Regions from separate parts of the Homo sapiens genome. Here region 2 is linked to region 1. Evidence: chromatin loops called from intact Hi-C (ENCODE). Cell type or tissue: MCF 10A. All regions are shown on one strand. Each heading gives the region's core, and the rest is flanking DNA. Links, peaks and the distances in the headings are about the cores only. Region 1 has its middle 260 kb from the start of LINC01139. Region 2 has its middle 160 kb from the start of ZP4.

Evidence for each region. A loop is a pair of places that touch in the nucleus more often than their neighbours do. Peaks named below come from ENCODE experiments on the same cell type or tissue, not always from the same donor. Only the 100,000 strongest peaks of a DNase experiment are listed, where the experiment ranks them.
Region 2: a loop joins it to region 1, with 3 times the contacts of the local background. A loop is called at or near these places in 1 of 110 quality-filtered maps.

Annotation. Positions count from the first base shown.
Region 1 is chr1:238,219,561-238,228,165 of GRCh38, forward strand. No RefSeq gene overlaps it. Among named protein-coding and RNA genes, the nearest start is that of LINC01139, 260 kb to the right of the region's middle. In MCF 10A, for the core only: no CTCF peak of the experiment used is centred there; a DNase peak (open chromatin) is centred at 3,891.
Region 2 is chr1:238,047,456-238,056,060 of GRCh38, forward strand. No RefSeq gene overlaps it. Among named protein-coding and RNA genes, the nearest start is that of ZP4, 160 kb to the left of the region's middle. In MCF 10A, for the core only: no CTCF peak of the experiment used is centred there; DNase peaks (open chromatin) are centred at 5,286 and 5,636.

The DNA.
Region 1 (8,605 bases), core at 363-8,362:
ACAAAAGCCGTGAAAAACTAACACTGTGTGTAGAGAAACAAGTGATTCAAAAGGTTAGACAGAGGGCAGATGCTGAGACATGGTGGTATCCCAAGCAAATTCCCAATCCCTAACTCTATACTAGAACCGACAGAACACCTGGGACTAACTCAAAGGGGAAAGTAAGGACCTGGATCAGCTGGAAGGACCCTTTCTAATTGCAGATGTGTTGCGAATTTTGTTTCTGAAGAGTTCCAATAGTTGAGAGAACTCTCTGTAGAGCAACAGACTTCAGTAGTCTATGGGGGTAGTGGGGATGGGACTGTCAGGAAGAATGCTTTTGGAGACCAGACTGAGAAGCTTTTTTCACTATGTTTTTAGAAAGAAGAGTCTGACCCAAATTCTTAAAAAAAATCAGAATAGATTTGCCAAATTTCTTTATGTGTCTGGGACTATGTGAAATGTACGTAAGTAGATTTACATTTGCGGAATCAAGCTTTCTATTACTTAAAAGCTGCAGCAAATACCCTAAATGAAGACATATAAATAATCATTTGGTGATATGATAGAGACTGTTAGTTGTTTACCAAAATCTAAAACGAATCTATTTCTTCTACTGGAATACGAATAGATTACATTTCCCTGCTTCAACTGAACTTAGATGTGAGACCCAACTCATGTCATTGAGTTCTACTGAGTGGATGCAGATCAAGATAAATAGTAGAAGGAGAAGAGATCAGGAGAAGACACACAAAATGACAGTCATTTCCACTCAGATTCTATTAGATAGAACTCAAAGATGATGGAGCCACAGGTGGATGAGATGTAGGTCTCTAAATCACCATTTGGAGCAAAACCACTGATGACCTGGAAAACCTGCAGCAGAGTATCGTAAAATAATAAATTTCTATTGTAATAAGACACACAGGTATTTTAGGTTCATTTGCTGCTACAGTCTTGCCTAATATACAGAAATAGGCATTTTTATATAAGCCGCTGCTCTAACAATAACAATATGGATAACTGAAAGTGGAAATGGATATCATACTCTGAAAAGTTGACAAAGTTTGGTCTAATGTTTAGTAAAACAGTCACGTGTACTAACTTGCAAGGCAGGCTGGGTGACTCTAGGAGAAGTGGTTGGAAAGTGTAGTATGGACTTTTACTTTTTACTTTAGTAAGGCATTACATCTAAGGTGAGGTGAAGTGGGAATTTGCAGGTTTGTGGAAGAAGAAATAAAGAGTAGAGATATTTGGGGCCTTACACAATTGGAAAACAAAGTACTTTGAACTTCCAAACAGTGGGAGTTAAGGAAGCTTTCTCTCTTTACCAGCCTATGTTTTAGATGGTTTTAAAGTAGCTGCCATTAAGGTGAGAACTAGAAAGGTAGAGATGGGGCAAAAAAAAATCAGGATAATAGAGAAGACCTATTATCTTTTTCCAGAAAGGTAATTTGATTATGGATAATGAAACATGGAACTGATTGGAAGCACAGAGGAAATCTACTAAACTTTAGAGGGATTCACATTGCTAAAGAGACCACAAGCCTGGCTTTAAAATCTTGTGACTGCTTAAGCCTTAAAATAATCTGTAGGCCTTTGTACTTGCACAGGGTCACTTAGAGACATCATGAAAATGCAGATTCCCGGCCTCAACCACCAAGGATACTACGTGGCACATGAAAAATGCTGCCCTTCTCACCCCAAAGATGTCCAGAACCTAATCCCCAAAACTGTGACCATGTAATATATAATATGTAGTAATTTATTTTTAATTTCTCCCAAACCTCCAATATTCAAAAACTAAACTAACCTCTTCTTTTTTTTTCTTTTTTCTTTTTTTTCTTTTTTTTGAGACGGAGTCTCGCTCTGTCACCAGATTGGAGTGCAGTGGCATGATCTCGGCTTACTGCAACCTCTGCCTCCCAGGTTCAAGTGATTCTCCTGCCTCAGCCTCCCCAGTAGCTGGGATTATAGGCACCTGTTGCCGCACCCAGCTAATCTTTATATTTTTAGTAGAGACGGGATTTCACCATGTTGGCCAGGCTGATCTTGAACTCCTGACCTCAGGTGATTTACCTGCCTCGGACTCCCAAAGTGCTGGGATTACAGGCATGAGCCACCGTGCCTGGCCACTAATCTCTTCCTTATACCTGTAACAGCTCTGTGCCAACTACATGCATATATCTGTGCATACACAGGCAGACACACGTTGCCTTTCTTGTACATTTCAACACTATTAGCACCCAATTTCTTGTGATCAGTGCCACATAGACACAAACCCACTGCTGAATGGCTTTTCTTCACAACAATCTATGGCTCGTGCCAGCATGAGGAGAAGCCCATGCAGACAGCTGTGCTCACTTCACTCAGTGATCTGAACACTTCACTGACTGTCTTCGGCTCATTTGTTGAACACTAAACCTTTTGGTCATGCATTGAAGATCCTCTGCCATCTAAACGTAAAACATTCTTCCAGTTTCATCTCTCATAGTAGTTTCTAAAAACATAGCTAACATTGTAGCCAAATTTGATGACTCTCAAGTTCAACCAAAATTCCTTTCCTGTCTCTGCATTTTCTTAAGTCATTTTCTCTAGTTCAATTATTTTTAAATTTACTCAAGTTAAACTTTCTCCTTTCGCCTTTGGAACTGTACACATTTTTTAAGCCCTAGCTTAGGTGCCACATTCTCCATGAGCATTTTTGAAATTTCATTTATTTGAAAGAACAGTACTCCCTTGGCACAGTCAGTTGGCTTGTAATTATTCTGGCTTTCATAATAGTTGGTTGTATAACTGTCTTATGTCCTTTAATGGATTGTAACCTCTTTTTGGACAAGCACCAGTCTTAATTATTTTTAAATCCATCAATCAGCCCAATGGCTTACACAAAAAGCTCAACAAATATTTGTTGAGTAAATTAATTGTTGGATGAGTAAATCTATAAATGAACTTAATGAAGGCTGGAATTTTGTACCAGCAGCCAGTTTTTATGGTGTTCAAATGTAATGACATTATAGTTATATGTATCCATGTATGTGGATATATTATATATCCACATATGTGGGTATGTATGTACACATGCACACACATCTATATGCATACTTATATATACATATGCATACATATATTTACATATTTGTAAGGTGACATTGAGGAAGTTCAAGTTTTTCAAAACATATTGTAAAACTTATTAAACATTACTTGTATTTCATGTATAAATTAGTTAATAATTTTAATAACATTTTTTGACCATATGATATAGTCTGTAAATATGAATACATGTTTAAAAGTGTATTTCTTTTAAAATGGTCTCTTTTAAACTGTTATGTAAATAATCACATAGGAGATATCAGAAGTGAGGACACGTTCCACCCAGTGTCCTTGTTTTCTCACTTGTCTTGATTAAGAGAATGGGGCTCATTTATTAGTCCCTTTCTTTCTTCCTTTATGGAAAGTGTAGCATTTGTAGAAAATAATCATGTATCACTGAAGCAACTGAAACTGAAGCAAAATGTATAGCCTATTATGACAGTAATAGTCCAGAAGGGTAATGCAGTCCTGATAAAATAAATATGAGATTGCTGTTGTTTTGTGTCACAGAAAATGTAAAGTCCCCTTTCTATAGCTGGGCTTATAGCCTTGTTTATCTCTTGTGCCATTTTGCCGTTCAATTTACTGTGTAGTGATTGTCTAATACAATGAAAACCAGAAAATCTTCCACTGAGCAATGCCATGCTGTCACCTAGCTCTTTCCAGGGAGAAAATAGGATTGGAAGAGATGATTACAGTGAAGAAGCACTGTTATATATTGGAAGATGGTGAATATGGCATTTTTTCAGCTACATTGTGTGACTAACAACAGCATAAAACCTTAGGCTTTGCCCTAGCAGAATGAGTGACATATATGACTCACTAACTGCGTGGTATGTCCTAATTTCTCCTGCCTGCTTGAAAACCAGACTGCCTAAAACAGTAAAATGGGTTATTAGAGCACGTCTGAGTTACAATTAAGTAAAGTGAGAAACACTGAAGTGGAAAGCAGACCAAGTTCACCCTTACTTTGACTGGCTGTTTCACATCACAAAGATACAAAGCAATTTTATATTCTTTAATATTGAGAAGGACTGTAAACTGTTTGTTCTTTTATACCAAATCTCCCATGGCCTGCAGAATTTGGTAACCCGTAATTCGTTTATATGCCTTGCTAGTCCAACCCAAGACTGGGGCTTGAATCCCTCACTGAAGTGTTCATTAGCATTATAATCAGCCTCACTCTCAATTTATGTGTTGATTTGTTTGTATTTTAGTCTCTCTTTACTTTGAGAAGTAACTTGAAACAGTTTATAATGTAAATACACATATGGGAGTTAAAAATAAAGACTAAAGGTAAGAAAATATCGAGAAAAAAGTAAAATAAATACTAGAGCTTCCAAAGTTTCACCAGGAAATGAGGAATTCAGGCAAGGGATGGTTTTTTCCCTCATGGAAAAAGAAGCAGAATGAGATCAGAGATCTTGGGAGTAAACAGACCTTGATTTGAGAGGATCTGAAACCACCATGTTGTAAGACACACTGCTGGGAACATTTATACATTTTCTTTATTTTCTCTTTGGTCTTAGTATCTAGTTAACTATTTTAATGAAAATATCCGTCATGACTAGACTCAGGCATGGCACACCAAGGGGATAGCTGTGGTGACTGGCCAAACTGGGAAATGTCTGCACATCACTCTCTTCCTATCTCCAGAGACTATTTTCAGATTGAAATCTGCAGGGTCTGAATTCCCGTCTATTTTGGGAAGCCACATTCCACTATTAAGGTGAAAGACCACCCCTAAGCGATTGATAACAGAAGGTTATTAGCTTTGTGTTTCCTGGCAGCCAACAGATAGCAACACAGCTTGCAAGAGTTATCTGATAAAATACACCGTAACACTTTAGAAGAAACAAACTTTTACTTGGCACTACATTCTAGTAGAATTTACCTTATATTTTACTGACTTTATGAAAAGGATTCTCCATCTCCAATAGCAGGTTTGCAGGATATGCAAACATCTTTGATTTTGGTTTTAATTTTAATAAAGTCGAGGGTCACACTGTTAAATTATAATTTACTAACCTCCTTTGCTCTGTTATTATTGGCTGTGTCTTAGACCAGCAGTCTCCAACATTTTTGGCACCAGGAACTGGCTTCATGGAAGACAATTTCTCCATGGACTGGTAGGGGGGCGGGGTATGGTTTCAGGATGATTCAAGTGCATTACATTTACTGTGCACTTTATTTCTATTATTATTCCATTGTAATATATAATAATTATATAACTGACCATAAAGTGGAATCAGTGGGAGCCCTGAGCTTGTTTTCTTGCAACTAGATGGTCCCATATGGGAGTGATGGGAGGCAGTGACAGATCTTCAGGCATTAGATTCTCATAAGGAGCATGCAACCTAGATCCCTTGTATGCACAGTTCACAACAGGGTTTGCACTTCTATGAGAATCTAATGCTGCTGCAAATCTGACAGGGGTCAGAGCTCAGGTGGTGAAGGGAATGATGGGGAGCAGCTGTAAATACGGATGAGGCTTCACTCACTCACCCACTGCTCACCTCCTGCTGTGTGCTCCTTAGACCATTGTTCCTAGAGGCATGTGTATTTAGCAGGCACTTTAAATTGTCTTTCTTGAATATTAATTATCTCATCAGCACTTAAGGATAACTTATTTATGAGAAAGAAAAAATAAATTAGGAAATAAACATTTCCTTAATTACAACAAAGACTACATATAAAAAAGATATTGGAGAAAGTGCGAGAAAGAGAGATAGGTGGGAAACAGGTTTTAATAATATTAATATTTAAATGCTTTATTGTCACATGCAATCTCTTTCTCCAGATCTGCTATTTTTTTCTTGGAAGTCTTCCTGGTTTGGCATGCTCCAAGGAAGATCAACAATATAGTATTAGCATATTTCCAAAAGCCTATGGACAAGATAGATTTCTGAGAAGTGCTGCTTATTTCTAAGTGAGTACTCTCTTATAATATTGGCTCTTTCCATTACTATTTATCCAAAGCCTATTTAGATGAATATCCTTTCCTTACATTCTCTAAAATAGCTGCATTTAAAATATAACACCCCAGTATACCCAAAGCCTCTATAAGGTGAATATGAATAAAATCAATTTAAAGTATAATTACTGCAATTTCACAGTGAAGACTCTTTGCATCAAGATTTCAGTTTTTGAAGACTATAAATGTTGAGGGGATCATAAAATAACAATCATTTGGTGAAGGCCCAGATTTTATGCTTTCGAAATAGCATGAGGTTTATGACAACATTACACCAAAGGTATCTAAAACGAAAACCAAAATTTTTGCCAGAGTTGATTGTCTCATCAACAGGTGTCCTAATAAATTCAGTTAGTTTTCCCTGAAGGTGGTGAGCAGTGGGATACTAATTTTATGCTAATTTTGACTTTGATTCCTTTATATCATTAATTTATTCCTCAGCAGTGACATGTCCTGAACTTCACAGTAAAGTCAAAGATCTCTAGAGATTGAGTTAATTAGGTCAACAGAAAGGAGAGTATGTAAAGCTTAGTTTTAGGTGTGAAAACTCATAATTAACCCCACTTATTTTAAAGGTACTAGTATCCAAGTTTTTTCTTTGTAGAATAATTGTATAATGCATTATTGAAGAAAAATTCCTACTTCTTTACAAAATCTTTCCAGTAAGGGGTAATATTTACAAAAGTTGTTATCAGTGGCCACAATAAACAGAATTCTTCTTTGGTTTCATATTTTCCCCTATGGACAATATATGATGTATTAAGCTATTCTCAGGCTGCTGATGAGGACATACCTGAGACTGGGTAATTTATAAAGAAAAAGAGGTTTAATGGACTCACATTTCCACGTGGCTGAGGAGGTCTCACAATCATGGCGGAAGGTGAAAGTTACATTTTACATGGCGGCAGACAAGAGAATGAGAACCAAGTGAAAGGGGTTTCCCCTTATAAAACCATCAGCTCTCCTGAGACTTATTCATTACCATGAGAACAGTATGGGGGAAACCTCCCCCATGATTCAGTTTTCTCCCACTGGGTGCCTCCCACAACATGTGGGAATTATGGGAGCTACAATTCAAGATGAGATTTGGATGTAGACACAGCCAAACCATATCATATGTCTTACAAGTGGGCTTCAAGTGTGAAAGGTTTTGTTGTAGCTCTCTCTCTCTCTCTCTCTCTCTCTCTCTGTGTGTGTGTGTGTGTGTGTGTGTGTGTTTTGTATAGTAAAGAATTTAATCTTATTCAAGGAGAGATATGGCTTTGTCCTTGTCTTCTGGAAGGTAATATCTAAGCCCTTGGAACATTGTTTCTGACAGGAGTGTAACAATGTGATTTAGGGCAGGGGGTTGGCTATGCCAGGCATTCCAACAATGTGATTTGATGTGGGAGCCTTGGGTCACCGAGTAACAGCTTGACCTCTAGAGGGGCTGGACACTGGATGAGCCATGTGTGTAGTCAGCTGTGCCTGCAGATGGAGTGCCAGCAAGGACTCTGGGCACCAAGGCCTGGGTGAGCTTCCCTGGTTGGCAACACTCTGACCTTATTGTCACACTTGAAGACAACACTTTCCATGACTGTGCAGAAAGGACAACCGGAAGCTCTGAATTTGGAACCTTCCTGGACTCTGCTCTATGTGCCTCTTCATTTGGCTGATTTTATTCCCTATCCTTTAGCTGTGATACACTGTAGCCACGTGTATAGCAGCTTTATGGAGCCATCTATCATTCACCAGAAGCTGTGTCCAAGGATACATAATTTCACTCTTAAAATCATCTATGGTTTCGGCTGGGGTAGGTATTGTTGAAGCATTTCTGTTCTGAACTCAGAGTGCATAAAATAAAGATTAAGAGTAATGGCTTTAAGAATTCACTAAAAATTCTTGAACTTTACGCCTTCCTCAGTTTCATATTGTAGTTTCCTTCTTTCTTTCTTTTTGTTGGGGGACAGGGTCTGGTGCTATCGCCCAGGCCGGAGTACAGTGGCCCAATCATGGCTCACTGCAATCTCTGCCTCCTGGGCTCAACAGATCCTCCTGCCTCAGCCTCCTGAGGAGCTGGGACCACAGACAAGCACACTCAGCTAATTTTTGTATTTTTTTGGTAGAGATGGGGTATTGTCCAGGCTGGTCTTGAACTCCTGGACTCAAGCAATCTGCCCACCTCGGCCTCCCAAAGTGCTGGGATTACATGTGTGAGCTACCATGCCCAGCCTGTAGTTTCTTTTTGATGATTATCCGGGAAGGGATTCGAGAGGAGCTACAGTCAGCACATCTAAGTCTGCAACTAGTCCTGAGTGGGAGCAGCTTATTCAGGGGAGAAGTAGGGTGGCTGAGTCCTTTCCCTTAGCAGCAAGGTGGATATTGGAGCACAGAACAATTGCCACGACATGGCTTTAAGGCTTAAGTCTAGGAAGAATTGGGAGGATTTCCCAAAGGAAGTTCGGTGGCAAAAATGTGTGAGTTTTAATGTACAGGAAAAAAATTACAAAATAACAAAAATCTGTCTGTGGTTATCAATCAGCCTCCTATTTGTATTTTCATCCCTACTTTCTGTTATCC
Region 2 (8,605 bases), core at 356-8,355, 170 kb before region 1:
TGTATATGTGTGGCATTATTTCTGAGGCTTCTGTTCTGTTCCATTGGTTTATATATCTGTTTTGGTACCAGTAACAAAATGCTGCTTTTGTTACTGTAGAGTTGTAGTATAGTTTGAAGTCAGGTAGCATGATGCCTCCAGTTTTGTTCTTTTTGCTTAGGATTGTCTTGGCTATATGGGCTCTTTTTTGGTTCCATATGAAATTTAAAGTATTTTTTTCTAGTTCTGTGGAGAAAGTCACTGGTAGCTTGATTGGAATAGCATTGAATCTATAAATTACTTTGGGCAGTATGGCAATTTTCTTGATATTGATTCTTCGTGTCCATGAGCATGGAATTTTTTTCCACTTGTTTGTGTCCTCTCTTATTTCCTTGAGCAGTGGTTAGTACAAATACTTTTCAAAAAATATTTTTGATTTGTGTTTGGTTGAATCCATGGAGGTGGAACCCATGGATATGCAGGGCTGAATGTTAATGATAGTAGTAGAAATATTATACCATTAACATCAGCAATAATTGTTAATATTTATTATTTGTGCTTAGCACTTTGTTATCTCTTATAATGCAATAACTTTATGAGGTATTTATTATACTTGTCCTCACTTTACAAATGAGCAACTGAGATGCATAAATATCAGGTATTCTGTGCAATGTTATACCATCAGTAAATAGTAGCTCTAGGACTCACCCCTGGTTGCTCCAGAATGCATGCTCTTGATACTGATAGTGTCCTCTCTTCAGTGAAGGATGACAGGAGGTAAGAAGGTCAATCATGGGCTTACTGCCAAAAATCTTTTCCTTTAGAATTATAGAAATTCAGTTTGGGGAAATTGCTTAGCTATCTCTTCAGGTATACATCTTAAATTGATGCAGAAAATATATGAACAAGCTATTTATGAAAATAATTCAATCATATTAGACTGCAGCTCCAGGGATAAGTCATTGGAGGAGTTCATATCTGCCTGTAACAATGGGGGCATTGTGTTAACAAATGAAAAATGTTGACATACAGATTTCTTTATCCCACGGATGAGCAAACTGACAAAGCTGGACATTCGTCTTGTTATTTGTAATCATTCTCCGATTTTCTGTTTCTTTGATAATTGGCATGCTTATGGACATCTGGGACTTTGTCTGTTGGTCTTGGGAGGCTTCATGGCCTGTTATGCCAAGTCTGCAGAGCAGCCATCTGAAGATATCTCAACAGGTATTCATTACACTTACTTATGAGGTCCTGTCTCAAATCCTCTCACTGTGTAGATGTTGGTGGGGGATAGATTGTCATGTGGCCAGTACTGAAAGAATGTAAGAACGTATTTACCCCCAGTGATATGAGGCACATTAGAATCTCTGTTTTTATATTACAATAACTCACAAGCTTTGCAACAAAACAGTTGAGGGTTAAATAAAAGTTGCAATTTTGAAATGTTATTAAATGATATATAAAATTTATGATGAATACTTTCAAATAATACAGTAGCAGCCAAAGAAATTGAATGAGGGTAAAAATTTACATTATTTTTCCTCTCTGAAAAGAGTTCCCACATACCCTTCAATACAAATTTAAAACAAACAGCAATTACAGTTTATTTTTCAACTCACAGTAGGGGCTGTTTAGATTTTGGGTCTTTTTGAGCTTGTTAAATTCCTTTGTTCTGCTTTGAGAATCAGCAGGATACAATTGTAAGTGTCCGATGTAGGAACTTTGTCTTATTACCTAACCTTCAGTGGCTTAAAACTGTTTCCATATGAGTAAAAGAAGTAGTAGGTTTCATCCTAAATGGCATGTTATAATTTTGCCATGTGTTTATGTGGTGCTATGAAGCCACTGGGGTTCATGTCTATATAACCCTGGCAGTTATAGTTTTAAATGCCATAGAATAAACTCTAAGAGAAATTTCTCAATCTTTCTGATTTGCTTTTAACAGTTGAGTTAATTCTATGAGTATTTAGCCAGCCGGTACAAACTGTTGTAAAGGATGTTTACCAGACTGATCAATCACATCTACTTGGTCACAGTTTATTAACATCTAAACAGACTCAGTGTGGGAGAGGGTGAGAGGGAAGAATTCATCCTCCTTCATTGTGCCTATAGGAAAGATTTAAAGTTGTTTATTTTATTTCAAACAACGTATTGACAGTAAGACTGTTCATTATTGCTCAATGCAATTAGACTAGGAGTAGTCTAATTCATTGAAAATAATATTATGACTACATTTTAATATTATTATTCATTAAGAGCCCAAAATTAAGAAACAAAGAAGGAAAAAAAATGCCTATAATCCCACCACCAAGAACAATGGATATCATTTCAGAGTGTACATTTCCAAATGTTGTTTTATATATGTGTTTAGAAGACTTTTACTATGTATGGGTACAAATTTTTTCAAAATACCAGCATTCCATATGTGCTATTTGTGATGCATTTTATTCACTGAAATCCATTTTATACCACATTTCCTCATGTCATTGAGTATGCTTTTAAAGAAATAATTTTAATAGATTCTAGCATTTTAATTGTTCAGATACACTAAAATAGTAAAAAAAATATTTTTTAGACCGAGTGCAGTGGCTCATGCCTGTAATCCCAGCACTTTGAGAGGCCAAGGCAGGTGGATCATGAGCTCAGGAGTTCAAGACCAGCCTGACCAACATGGTGAAACCCCGTCTCTACTAAAAATACAAAAATTAGCTGGGCGTGGTGGCATGCTGCTGTAATCCCAGCTACTCAGGAGGCTGAGGCAGGAGAATTACTTGAACCCGGGAGGTAGAGGTTGCAGTCAGCCAAGATTGTGCCATTGCACTCCAGCCTTGGCGACAGAGCGAGACTCCGACTCAAAAAAAAAAAAAAAAAAGTTTTTTGCTATTATATACAGTGCTACTATAAATATCCCCATAACCAAACATTTGTGTACATTCTTATTTCTATTAGATAAATTCCCAGTAGTTGAAGTAATACCTTTATCATATACTAACTCACATATGTATCTATGTATCTTGTTCTGAATTTTCTAATCTGTTACACTGATCTGTCTACCCATTCCTGTGTAGTTCCTCACTCTTTTAATTATTATTGATGATATACTATTTCAAAAGATTTTTCTTTAATATATAGATTCCCCAGCCTTCTCCAATAAATTAATCAATGTCATAAATCCCATAGAATCGAGGATATTGATCTCTAAAGTCTAACCTATTTTGTTGTATTTTAATCATCCAATGCCTTCCCTGTCCAAAAGTGGGTAATGGCTAATCACCAACCTCTACCTACAGTTTTCTCTCATAAATTTTTTGAAGGTTTTTTTTTTTTTTTCACTAAGAACAATTTTCCCCCAAGGGCATTATGATCAAATTCCAAACTAATTTATCACTAATTGTGCTTACACAGATATGATTTACTATTTTCCACTATTCATTTTGCTGTTTCTCATTTTCATTGTTCATCCTACTATTTCTCTCTTCATTGAGGGTTGTTATTTTCTTCATTAGCAGGGCTTTTCACCTTTCTTAAACTCCTATGTGGCACAGAGACATTTACAACACTAGTTCGTTTCCCAACACACACCATTTCTCCATTTCTTTCTGCATTTACGTTGGTTCTGGTGTTTGGAGATGAATATGGATCTTCCAGTCCACTGATTTTTTCATGTGGATTTCACAAATGAAAGAAAGGAGACACTTAGCCACTCTGACTTATCATTATGAAAGTTATTTTATTTACATACAAGATCAAAGGACAGCAAGTGAACAAAACACTTATTTCTTAGAAAGTACAGAACATGAAATCTTTATAGAACAGCTGAAGAATAAGGAAAATCTTAAAAAAAAAAAGAATACGACAGTGTTCATGGTAACTTTATGATCATAAATAGCATTCATTAAAGAAATGTTAGAGTATGGCTTTGCTTACCAGGCAACTATCTTAAACTTATAGAAAAAGAGAAGAGACCGTCTTAGAAAATGACATTTTAGAAGAAAGCAAGTTAATAGAAAGAGACAGCAACATGAATACAAACAAGAGGGAGACAGAAACAGATAGGCGCCCACATAGCTCTGTGTCTGTTTGTGGTGTGTGTGTGTTATGCATGTGGTGTATGTGTGCTGTGTGTGTGGTGTGTGGTGTACATATAGTGTGTGTGTGTGTGTATGTGTGGTCTATATGTGGTGTGTGGTATATAGGTTGTGTGTGTGTGTATGTGGTGTGTGATGTATGTATTTGTGGTGTGTGTGTGTGGTGTATGTGTGTGGTGTATATGTGTGGTATAGATGTGTGGTACATGTGTGGTGTATGTGTGATATGTATGTTTTGTGTGTGTGCTGTGTGTGCTGTATGTGTGGTATGGTGTGGCGTGTGTGTGTCTGTGTGTGGTGGAGAGATGAATGTTGGAGAATGCCTCTATGGAGAAGTCATATCTTTAATGAAGTCCCAAAGAATTCATTTCAAAGAAGTCACAAGGAATTCATTTCAAAGAAGTTCAAGAAATTTGTGCTGGGAAGAGGATGGAGAAAGATAATGTTAAGTAGATTAACTAACACATACCAAGACCCATAAGAGAGAAAATGGTTTCTAACTGCAAATAATACAGTTTATACAGAGTACATTGTATGTATCACATAAAATTGTAGAGAGATAAAAGTGTAAAATGAAGAGATTTTTCCTTTGACTCAGAAATCCTACTTCTTGGAATCTCTCTCAATAATACACTGGCAATGACTAATGTACACAGCATTATTTGTAATAGCACAAAACTGAAAATAACTGAAGTGTCATTCAAAAAAGATTGTTTGAATAAAAAATGGCAAATACATAAGAACTATGCAATTAGTGCTGTCCAAAATCAATTTTTAAACAAATATAATAATGTACAGAGAAATATTTATAGTAAGCTTTCTTTTACACAAGAAAGCGGGGTATGAATACACACACACACAGTAATGTCATGTAAAACTAATGCTAATAGCATGTTCAGTTATGGGGGTGGGTAAGGAATGGAACAGAGGGGAGCACGTTTGGAAATGACATTTATGGGTTTGTACCTTGTTATATTGCTTTAAATTTGCAATCATGTAAAAGCTTTATATAATAAAAAACCAAACACATAGAAAAGAAAGGAATCTTTTATTTCTGAATCAGGTCATGACTGGATTTAGTATTTACCCTCACAAAGTAAACTTTTATAAAAATGGACAAAAAGGTGTGAAGCAACTGTTTGCAGCACTGAACAATAGACAGGGTGTGGCTGTAATCCTCCCAGGGAAGGGAAAAGCATGAGGTGAGGTTCACATTCACTCCAGCTTTTTGCCTGGGGCAGTTCCCATAACACACAACTGAGAAGTAGAGCCTAGGTAGAGATCAATAGGTGTCACTGAATAGAGAAAAAATACAGATTGAAGCTCAGGGATTTTGAAGTTGCTAGAATTTTTGGGACGGGATAAAAAAGAGCGAACTATGCAGAGGCAAAGCTCCAAAAATCTGTACAAAGGATCCCTTGAATCTTTGGCTGAATACTAAGTCTATGTATAAAAATGAAATTTCAAAGAATTGGTCAGACAATAGCTACAGGAGAACGGTGAGCTAAACAGGACACAAGAGGACATACTTCCTGTGAGTCGGAGTGAAGAAATGATACTTAACTTATGAAACATTTATTTGCAACCACAGAAAGGTTGTGCCTCAGGAGTTGGGTTATGCAAGCTTAGCTTAAGGCTGTCCTCTCCAATATGGTTAGCTTCTAGATACAATTGGCTATTTTAATTTAAATGAATGAAAATGAAATAAAATTTAAAACACAGTTATTTGGTCACAGTAGCTATATTTTAAATAATCCATAGTCATGTGGATAGTAGCTATGATATTAAAAAAAGTGCAGATAAAAAACATTTCCATTATCATAGAAATTTCTTTTAGATAGCACTGATTCAGGTAAGGGCTCTTCTAGACCTGCTTTGGAAAGGGTAAAACCAAGCCTTGACGTGAATCAGCTGACCTATTAGTAATGAACCACCTTCCAGAAGAAAACAAAACATCCTTTAAAGGAAGAAAAGGAAATCCAGACTCTCAAAAATGTAGCATCTATAATGTACAGCATCTAATAAAAAATATTAGGCATGAGAAAAACAAGAAAATGACATTCATAATCAGAAGACAGTCAATTGAATAGACCCAATAGGTCAATCAAATAATAGAGATTTTTGAAATTGTTATGAAAGGACTTCAAAATAGCTATTGCAAACATATTAAAGTATTTAAAGGAAAATATGGATATGATGAGTAATTCTACAGAGAATCCCACCAGAGAGATGAAAATTACAAAAAAAATCAAATGGAAATTCTAGAAATAAAAATTCACTGGATAGGATTAATGGGAGATCTGACACTGCAGAATAAAAAAATACATTAACTCGAAGACATGACATTGAAACTGTCTTTGCAAATATAACAAAGAGAGAAATCTGGCATGGCTGACACCATTTTGCTTCTAGCCTCACAGGCTGGCTGTCCTCACTTATTCCTGGGCATAAGTGAAGCTAACTATGGGAAGAATCAGTTTATAGTTTAATTTTGAATTAAGGGTAATAGTCCCTCCCTAAAACTGATCTCTTCCTTGTTCAGGCCCTGAAACTGCCTTTGTAAGAGGAATAAAAGGCCACAAGATTAGGATTATGGGAGGGGCCTAAACTCTGCTAAATGTAGACATAGTTTCTATAAACCCTTACTGTCAGGAGTCATGTGGCCAGAGGTCACAAGATTTGTGACTTCCCAGTTGCTCCTGTAGATAACATCACTATTGTAGAACCTAAGATTGGTCTTTTGAGATGTTTTTCAGACTGATCCCACACAGACTCATGACTCCTGACTCAACTAGTCCTGTGGCCCCCACTTAGAGGTGGACTTAGTGCACAAGGACTGTTTTCCACACCTCTATGATTGCATTCTTTACCAATCAGCAGCACACATGCACTGTCCTCTGACTGCCAAACTATTCTTGAAAAACTCTAATCTCTGAGTTTTCAGTGAGACAGATTTGAGTGAGTTCTCCAGTTCTTCCATGTGGTTGGCCTTGTGTTAATTAAACTCTTTCTTTCTTTGTTTGTTTCTTTTTTGACGAAGCCTTGCATTGTTGCCAGGCTGGAAGGCAGTGGTGCAATATCGGCTCACTGCAACCTCTGCCTCCTGGGTTCAAGCAATTCTCTTGCCTCAGCCTCCCGAGTAGCTGGGATTACAGACACACACCACCACACCCAACTAATTTTTGTATTTTTAGTAGAGACGGGGTTTCACCATGTTAGCCAGGGTGGTCTCAATCTCTTGACCTTGTGATCTGCCCACCTCAGCCTCCCAAAGTGCTGGGATTACAGGCATGTAAACTCTTTCTTTACTGCAATACCACAGTCTCAGTGAACTGGTTTTGTCTGTGCAGCAGGCAGGAAGAACTTGCTGGGTGATTATAACATTAGAAATTCATTAGAAATTCATTTGTGCTGAATCTCTATCTCTCTCTCACACACACCCAGAGAGAGAGAGAGAGAGAGAGAGAGAGCAACTCAATAACTAGTACAAAATAACAAACAGTATAAAAAACATGTTTTTGGAGTCCCCAGAAGAGAAAAGAGGGAAAAAATTGTAGCAGAAAAAATTATTTGAAAAAATATCTGATAAATTTCTAATTTTGATGAAAACTCTAAACTCACACACCTAAAGAGCCCAATTAACCTCAATCAGGATGAATACAAATAATTATACACCTAGGTACATTATAGTCAAATTTATAAAAACCAAAGATAGGGAGAAAATCTTAAAATTATCTAGAGGAAAAAAGGCATATATACTAAAACAACATTAAGAATGATCGCTATCTATTAAGAAATAATGTAATACAGAAATTAAATTACCCCTTTAAAAAGAATCCCCCATCCCCAAACTGTCTATCTGAAGTTCTATATCAAGAAAAATTGTCCTTCAGTTTAATATAATTGTGGTCTACATGTATGACTATCTTTCTAAAGGGGAATTTAGTGCCTTCTGTGTCAGTCTTTTATATTACATTTTGCCTTTTAATGTTGTCATACTGGTTCATATCTTAATACAATGTAAATAGTTCTAATCTATCCTCTAGTATCTTCCCTTAAGATGTGTGAATATAACAAAATATGCACCCTTTTGTCTTTTTTTGTTCAAGGAAAGAAACAATGCCTTCAATAGTTCCTCACATGACTTAATTTTAGAGCCTTCAGAATTCTGGTTACTCTGTTTGAAATGTATTTTTGTTTAGTTTATATCTTTCTTAAAATGAATGTAATTCCAGAAATAGATGTCATTCTCCAAGTATCATCTAAACAGAGGAAAGTATGAGAAGAACCTTCCTTATAAATTATGAAAGATTATGCAGTTACTGTAGAATTATTTTGTGTAATTTGAAAAAAAAAAGCTTATCTATCTATCTAGAAAGGAAAATAAAATCTTAGGGCCCCAGACTCCCTATGTCAAAGGGAAAAGTCAAGCTTGGGAACTGAGTCATGCAAAGCTGCCTCCCATTTTTTCCTAAATAGATAGCTACAAAGATAAAAGGCTACATACGTCTCTCACAGTTTGCTCACAAGTAAAT